Regions from separate parts of the Homo sapiens genome. Here region 1 is linked to region 2. Evidence: chromatin loops called from intact Hi-C (ENCODE). Cell type or tissue: GM12878. All regions are shown on one strand. Each heading gives the region's core, and the rest is flanking DNA. Links, peaks and the distances in the headings are about the cores only.

The links. A loop is a pair of places that touch in the nucleus more often than their neighbours do. Peaks named below come from ENCODE experiments on the same cell type or tissue, not always from the same donor. Only the 100,000 strongest peaks of a DNase experiment are listed, where the experiment ranks them.
Region 1: it touches region 2 in a loop (4-fold over the local background); 1 of 110 quality-filtered maps calls a loop at or near these places.

What each region holds. Positions count from the first base shown.
Region 1 is chr11:84,286,871-84,291,277 of GRCh38, reverse strand. All of the region lies in intron 7 of DLG2 (discs large MAGUK scaffold protein 2), which reads left to right. Among named protein-coding and RNA genes, the nearest start is that of DLG2-AS2, 650 kb to the right of the region's middle. RefSeq lists an enhancer at 1,489-1,548. In GM12878, for the core only: no CTCF peak of the experiment used is centred there; DNase peaks (open chromatin) are centred at 1,727 and 2,029; H3K4me3 peaks cover 259 bases; H3K27ac peaks cover 1,066 bases.
Region 2 is chr11:83,968,415-83,972,821 of GRCh38, reverse strand. The region is part of intron 12 of DLG2 (discs large MAGUK scaffold protein 2); the gene reads left to right. Among named protein-coding and RNA genes, the nearest start is that of DLG2-AS2, 330 kb to the right of the region's middle. In GM12878, for the core only: no CTCF peak of the experiment used is centred there; DNase peaks (open chromatin) are centred at 1,591 and 2,531; H3K27ac peaks cover 609 bases.

The DNA.
Region 1 (4,407 bases), core at 145-4,144, 320 kb before region 2:
ACCATAACTTCTCACCTTGTACCTGATTGGATTTATTTCTTTTATATATCTAAGCTAACTTAGCTAGCCTTTAATTGTTTTTGGTCAATGGTCAGTCATATGTAATAAAAACTGCCTCATCTTTAGAATACACAGAGTAAATTATAAAAAGTTATGAGATTCCTAGATAATTTACTGAATTGGTTACTAACAAATTTAAAAAGTAGTAATTTTTAAACAATAGTAGCTAACATGTATTGAATGTATAATGTATGCCAAATAACACTTTTAATTGCTAGATGTGCATTTTTTTTCTAGACATCTTCACAAAAATATAGGGGTTAGTTACTTTTCTTCCCCATTTTTAGATGAGACAATAAAACTTCAGAGAGAGTTTAAGCAACTTACTCATAGCAACACTGAGTGATTTTAGCATTAGAATTCAAACCTTGGATGACTCACATTAAAACCTTGCTTTTTTAAACAATGTACTACCAAAAGAACAATTTCTACTTTCTGGGAGCTGATCACTGTCTTTGGAGACAGACAAAATTGAATTTAATTCTATCTCTACAAATAGCAAGCTTTAAGACCCTAGTTATGTTACTCAATATCTCTCCCACTTCCTTTTCTCACCTCTTAGATGGGTACAATGCCTATATCACAGGGTTACTTTATGAAAAGACCTAGTACATGAAGAATTTAGTGCTGTACCTGGTACTTGGTGGATATTCAATCAATGTTAAATCATTTTCCCTCACACACAAAAACTCATTTCTGTGTTTCCAAAAATGTTTTCACGTTTTGTATTTGAGTCTCAGAAGAACCCTGCGATAACAGGGATTATTATCCCTGTTTCTCATTAGAGCAAATAAAGGCTCAGAAAAACCAAGAGGCTTTCTTTTGGTCATACACACCTCATAAGCAACAGAGCAAAGACTTCACATTTCTCACTTGTTTTCATTATAGCATGTATGCCTCCTGGAAAAACATGTAAAGTGAAGGCAGAAAGCAGAGGATGTCAATGAAATCTAAAAGGCGCCTATGTGAAAAAATTATTTTACAAAAACTTTTGCTCAATCTTCTGTCCCTCCTGTCCCTGAGAGGCAATAATATAGAATGAAATAAGGTTATATTGCATTAGAAATATTTTTGCCTTTGCTCAGTGAAGACCATGATCTGAGTTGACATCTAATCATATTATTTCAGCGCTATAGATACTCAGCCTTTACCGAGGACTGCTTTATAATAGGCTAGAGGCTACATTGGGTAATACCAGAATGAGCAAACTTAGTTATTGGGAGTGATCTTGTTGGTCTTTGTTAATGAAATCTGCAAGCCCCTTATGTAATGCATTACTATATTCTGGATCTGGTTACTACTTTGAGGGGCCTGACCATCCAGAAAACGGTACTTTCAAACAAGTTTTCTTTCTCTGATCATCACACAGTATCCTAAAATACTTTGCACGCATAGGCTGGAAGTAGAGATAGTCAAAGCAATCTGCTCATCATCTTGCAGTTTGCATTTAGTCTTTCAGAACTATTTCTCCCACTTCTGCCTTGTTTACGAACAGAGTGAGACAGTCATGCCTGGGTGGATCATCTCCCATGTTTGCCTAGGAATCCTCTCTTTCTCTACTAGGCTTCAGGAGGTTAGACTGTAGCTTTAAAGGTTTTCCTGTGAGTCAGAATCTTGGGGTAAAGCCTCACTTATTTAGAAGAACTTGCTTCTAACTCTATCTCTAGACCTAAAAGAATTACCTTTACTCATACTGAGAGAGTGAGTCATGTCTCATTTCCCCCATGAGCTGAGATGCAGAGGCCATTTTTCTCTCTGTATTTCAAAAGGCTTAAATTCCAATTATTTTTTGATCCCTCACTGTCAGTGCTACAATGAAATTTTTCTGTATTAAAAAAATAGGTCAATGAAGGCCAAGGTTTGGCTGATTCTTGTAATTTTCCTAATTTCCTCATAAAAGCTTGGGCCAATATTTTTTAATTCCAAGTTTGTAGCTTTATCACAGAAGCATTGTTCGTTAATGACTGTGCTTTGTTTCCCATTTTTGAAAGAGAAATTCTTTTGTTACATTTGAAAGAACTTAAACATGAAAAACTTAAGGATTAACTTTTTAATTAGATATAATGATTAGAAACTCTTCATCATGGCAGTTTTCCTTTCATTATGAAAGGAAGTTGACAGTTTCTGTTCAATTAGTGTTCACTGAAATGTTTTTAAATGAAATTATTGCTGAGTAAAGGACTCCAAAAGAATATGACATGATTAAGGGCCTTGCTTTTCGACTTTTTAATGAAGAGATTACTGATGAAAAAAGAATTCTTGCGAAGTTCACAAAACATATTTCTGTGCATGAGCAATATTTAAGTCTCAGTTCATTATAAAAGTAAATATCACAAAAGCTTCTCCCCACTATAAATGTTTGTGATCCCTACATTAACTGACTTTTAATTATGTCAACATAGTTCAATGAAGCAAAGTTTGCAAGGCCTATTTTGGTGGAATCCATTGTCTGTGACTATGGTGCTTTGGAAGAGTTTACATATCACTGTCTTGACTTCATAGTATAATTTCAAATGTTTTATTTCGTTTCATTTAGGGGTTTTTCTGTTGATACATTAGCATTCTCTATGCAATTTCATTTGGGGGTGAATAGACCTAGATCTCATGAGCCCTGGAGATCAATGCTTTTAATGACTCTGAGATTTAGTTACACATCTTATTCTATCTTAGAAGTACTTGGTTCTTTCAAATAAATTCTAACTGAACTCCCTGAATCTAAATACTTATTTTAACAAATAACTGCAAAATATCTTTTCAGTCATAGGTATTCTATCTTCATAGCTTCTTATTGCCTAAAGTATCAAATAGAAATCTATTATCACCCTCATCTTGGAGGCCTTCTATACTTGTCCCTTCCTGATAGCATTAATAAAATAATAATACTGTTGACAATAGCTAACATTTATTTATTAATCTTTAGTACTTTCTTATACTCTAAGAAATATTTAAGTGTAAGTATTCATTTAATCCTGACAATAATCCTAGGAGATTAATATTATTATTAATTATTATTCACAATTTATGAGAGAGAAAACTAAAGCTTGGTGATATTAACTAAATTTTCCAAATGTACATTGTAAATAATTAATGGATTGTTAATTATTTAATATCATATGATATCAATTTAGTGAAGTGAATAGCTACCCAGACTCATCTACCTTCCCTCAGAAATATTTTTAATTAATTATTATTGTTCCACTGCCTACAAGCTTTACTAGAATCAAGGACTGCTCTCTCCCGTTTCCATACTATTTTTTTAATCCAAACTCCATTTCTTTGCTTTTTCATTTAATGCATGACCTTTCCATGCACTAGTAATCCAAGTTCACCTATTGGCTCTCACCTGATCACAGTTGTCTCATTACAGATGTTGGAAACCTCAAAGTCATTATTAATGACACCTTCTCCTTCTATATGAAATAGACGAATAAAGTATTTGTGTGTGTGTGTGTGTGTGTGTGTGTGTGTGTGTGTGTCTAAGAGAGAGAAAAATATGGAGGGAGAGAAGGAGAGAGGTAGAAGTAAGGAAGAGAGAAGAAAGGAGAGATGGAGGGAGGAAGAGGTAAAGAAGGAGAGAGAGATAGAAACAGAGACTTACGCAACACTGACTAAAACATGCAGCTGCTACCCAGTGAAGATACATTGATTAGAGCAGGGAGTAGGGAGAACAGATTCCCAGGGAGCTTTGCTCTGAAGTCATTTTAATATCCTAAAAGTGTTAAGACAAGTCTTACTTGAGTCTGTGAAAATTCTATGGTTTGAAAAGAAAAGAAGAGTATTCCTAAGAAGTCCAAAGCTTTAGCCCTGGCCCCCCAACACTATCTAATTGCATAATCACAGGCACAGTCCAACTAGTCTAGATCTCAGTTTCATATCTGTAAAATGGATATAACCATCCCGACCTCCTAGGATTGTTGTAAGAATCAAATGTGATACTTTTATGATGATGAAAATGTAATGGAGGTTAGGCCCTAAAGGTGCTTGTGAATTAGTGAGATGATAAAATCTGGGATATGGGCAGAGCTTACTAAAACACCAAATACTTTTATTTACACAGAAATAGAAATATGTACATGTAAAGAAGACAGATAATAGGTAACAATTATTATTTGGTACTTATTTTATGCTGGATGCATGAATCAACTCATTTAATCTCCCACAACAATTATATGACATAAACATCATTATCAAACCCACTTTACATATGAGGAAACTGAGGCCCAAAGTGTAGAGTAATCTGGTCAAGATCAGACATTTAAAAAGCGTTGAAGTTAGGATTCTAATCTGGAAAGTTGACCTCCAGATCATGTACGCTTAACTATCCTCTCTGCTTCTGCAGAGAGATGG
Region 2 (4,407 bases), core at 82-4,081:
GCACAGAGTGGGTATCCAATAAATGTGTATTGTTGCTTGAATGACCTTCATTCTTATTGCTTTACTCTCTGACTCAACACAAATGTAAAATAGAATGCAACACAAATGCTTCATTCTTTCTATAAAATAGGGAATTTTGATTGCTTTTCCTTTGGTGTTCTGCGATCATTTTTTTAAAACTTAGCTTAATACCTCAACACTTATTAAGTGCCAACTATTTATATTGCATCAGCTAGGGGAATAGAGATGAATATGATCTAATCAGTTGCCCTTGAGAAGATCATTCTTGGAGGTGGGAAGAGGCACTGTAGGAATAAGTGTTTCACAATATAGGGATTGATAATTTCTACATAAAGAGCCCTGAACAGCAGCAGGATCAACAAAGCATGATGTCTGATTATGGCTGTTTGATTTCTATTCGTATGCTACTTTATATCATACAGAGTCTTTTCAACTTCATGGTATTATTCTTTTCTCATAAACACAAATCTACAAATAAGTATAATTCCCATTTTACATGTAAGAAAATGAATTCTTAGTAAATATGTTAACTGACTTAAATTCGTGAAACTAGGAATTAAAACCAGATCTGATCTGATTCTATGTTCAAAATTATTCTCCCTGTATCAAGTTGCCTTCGTTTCTAGAAACAGCAAGGTTTAACATATGAATATTATTTCTAGTAAATTTAAGTCTATTCATTGGCCTTGAGAAATTAACTTTCTTTTTTCCCATTCCGATTTTCATTACTCATGAGATGCTGCTGTGTGTGTCTCATAATGACACCACTGTACTTAGCTTCTGTTCTTTCTTAAAGTTTTTGTTCTTGCTCATTTAGAGTTAATTTTGCTCTATGACATACATATTCATTTCTGAAAAGATGAAAAACAAGAAAATATTTATTATCCAAAGATAACCATTACTAACATGCCTTTTATTTATTAATAGTTATTATTTTGAATACATTTTATTATAATAGTTAATTTCAGAGTACTATGGAGATTTTAATCCTTGGTTTATGCATATTTATTTTCATAGCATTGGCATTACTACATTGGATTGGTCTGCTTTTTAATTTATCTTACAACCTAATGATCAGCCACTTTGTTTCCTGTTTAAAAGTTAACTTTAGAGTTTTCTTACCAATGATTCTAGAGTTCCACATTTCCTTGTACTATGCCTTAGGTAACCTTAATGTCTGTAATCACCTCCCAGTTCATCCCACCATACTGATATTCCTGCAAGAACATGGAAAGGTCAGTATCTTGCCATCTCTATATTGCTCATTCCTCTTTATTATATTCTCATGCCCCCACACCTCCCACCTTTGTATTATTACATTTATGTTTGCTTACACACATTTGAATTCCCACAAAACTTGCCATGTCTCCTTGCAAGTCTCCTGGCACCTCTTTCTTCAGCTGGTTTGCCTTCCTTTGTCTGCATCATGTTCAAATTCAGTGCTCCCTCTTCTGTTTGAGAGAATGAGTCATCTCACCTCCAGCCTCTCTTTCTTGGCCTCAGTCCTCTTTCCTATTAGCAAACACACAGCCAGGCTGCACATATGTCCCCGTCTGTGTGGTGCACCCCACAGAGAGCACTTCAATCAAATTCACATGATTTTTTTCCTTGAAACCAGGCCAGTTGCTCAGTGTTCACCATTATAGGCAGATATTTGATGCAAATGAGAAAAAAAAGAATAAAAAAGACAATGACAAACAATGACAAGAGCAACTAGCCAATCAGTGTAATGTCCCTTCTCATTGCATACAATCAGCTCCAGCTGTAGGCCCTTTATCTTGAGAGTTCATAGGATAATGCACACACATAATTAACCCAAACAAACTCACTTTTGTGGAAAACATTTTGAAGACTTCAGCACAAAAGAGCACTTTTTGGTCCAAATCCGGTACTATTCTGAATTTTTAAAAAGACCACACAGAAGCTTCATCAGCAGCACCCTAATTAAACTCATCAGTTCACAGATGTTTATAAGAAAATGATCAGCGAAAATTTTCACCAAGAAATCCTGCTTACAGATGATGACAATAGTATTAGTGATAAGAGCTAACATTAAGAACTGTATTGTGCCTGTCACTTTATATAGGCCAACACATTTTAATCAATAGCCTTTTGAAGCAGTAACTGCTATCATTCCTGTTTTGCAGATGTCAAAACTAAAGCTTACAAGGTTAAACAAGTCTCCCCAAATCACACAGCTAGGAAGCACCAGGGTCTAAGCTTCAGTATGCGTGACTCAAAAGCATGTGCTTTTAATCACTACATTCTGTTGCCAGTATCATAATACCACCTGTTCTGTGACTGAAATCTAAGTAAATTTTTCAATATTTCAGTCACCAAATAGAAACTGAGTGAACTACCACTATTTTAAACCACTATTATTATTCTCCCCAGTATCCTCTTTCCCCATTTCTCACCACTACCTTTCCCTCAACTTCTGCTTTATGGTCTAAAAATTTTCCTCGTGGTCTGAAGACTCTGTTAGCAAAGTCACTCTATGAAAATGTTGTTGAAGGTAATATTTTCTGGATCATTTCACTGCCCACCTTAAAAATGGCAAAAGGTGCAATTTAATAAGCACTGACCACATTTCTCTTTCACTGATAATCTAATGAGCTGTGTAGTTTCCATACTCTGAGGAGAGAGACAATGAGCCCTTGTCAGAAACAGAGCTTTGCTGTCACTTATAATCTAATCCAGTTAGTTTCTAGCCTTTGGTTTTTATTTTTAATTATTATTGACTTCTCATTCCCCCTGTGTTATGCCACCAGATACTGTTTCTCTTCTGTTCTCTCAGTATAGATGTTTTTGTGGGCCATAGTCACAGTATTAAAAGCTGCCTTAGGCAATCTTTTTTTTTTTTAGAGGAAACACCCACTTTCATATACATTTTAAACCATAGAACATCACATGTAAATATTCATTATCGGCCAGGTGTGGTGGCTCACGCCTGTAATCCCAGCACTTTGAGAGGCTGAGGTGGGTGAATCACCTGAGGTCAGGAGTTTGAGACCAGCCTGGCCAACATGGTGAAACCCTGTGTCTGCTAAAAATACAAAATTAGCTGGCAGTGGTGGCATATGCCTGTAATCCCAGCTACTCGGGAGGCTGAGGCAGGAGAATTGCTTGAACCCGGGAGGCAGAGGTTGCAGTGAGCCAAGATCACGCCATGGCACTCCAGCCTGGGCAACAAGAGCAAAACTCCATCTCAAAAAAATAAAAAGAATAAAAAATAAATCATTATCTAAGCACAAGTGGTAATGGCCCTAAAATAAATGATTAATCAAATGTATAAGAAGGTTTTGAAGAGACAGTGAGATCAGTGAGATATGTTAAGCTGCTTTCCATTTTACTTATTTATTTTTTGACTGGTCAGTGTATTAGGATGATGCAGTATACTATTACCACTGGATTAAGCAGGAAATATAATGATTCCTCAAGCTTTTATAATACTTTGGAATTTATTCTACTTTTATATGTAAACTCGGAAAGAAACCCTGTTCTCCTAAAGGGAGAAAGAACAGGTGATATGAGCCCTAGCTTTTAATGAATCAACATACAAATATAATCTCATTTTCATCTCGTAAGGAGGCTTGTGATCCAATTGATGGCTTTGACAATTGGAGGCAGTGTGACCTCTTTGTTGCAAGTTAATCTCTTTAAAAAACAGTTTTTCTCATCTGTAAAATTTGCCTGATTAATAGTATCTACTTCCTGGAGCTCTTCTCATGATAAGTTATATGATTCATGTCAAAATATGTGACATAGGACTCCTAAAATATATGGCATGCAAGTATTAAATAAATGTTAGTTATTATTATTATCGTGTTATTTCTGTATTATTAAGGGCTGCCATTATCAACTATGTTCTCCATACCTGAAGTTCCTCTACATTCTCCCTCTCTGCATGAGTCTATTCTTCTATCCATTCATTCCACAAACAATTGTGTATTATTAATGTGGGTTTCATGAAAGCAAGGACCTTGTCTATCTGGAAGAAGTAGTATAGCTGAGTGGTTAACAGCATGGTTTCTGGAGCCAAACTGTCTAGCTTTGAATTCTGCCTCTGACACTTACCAGATCAATGACTTGGGGCAAGTTTCTTAACCTCTTGGAGACACACTTTTCTCATCTGTAAAATAAGGTAATTATAATAGCTACCTCATAAGTTATCGTGAAAGTTTGATTGTGTTAATATATGTAAAATACTTTAAAATAGTGCCTGGCATGTAATATGGGCTATATGTGTTTACTATGATTATTGATTATCATTTTTATTATTTATCATATCTCTAATATCTGGCCCAGAGTCTGACACATAACAGGTATGCAGTAAACATTTGATCAGTGAATAAACAAATGCCAGACACTGAAATGAAAAAAGAT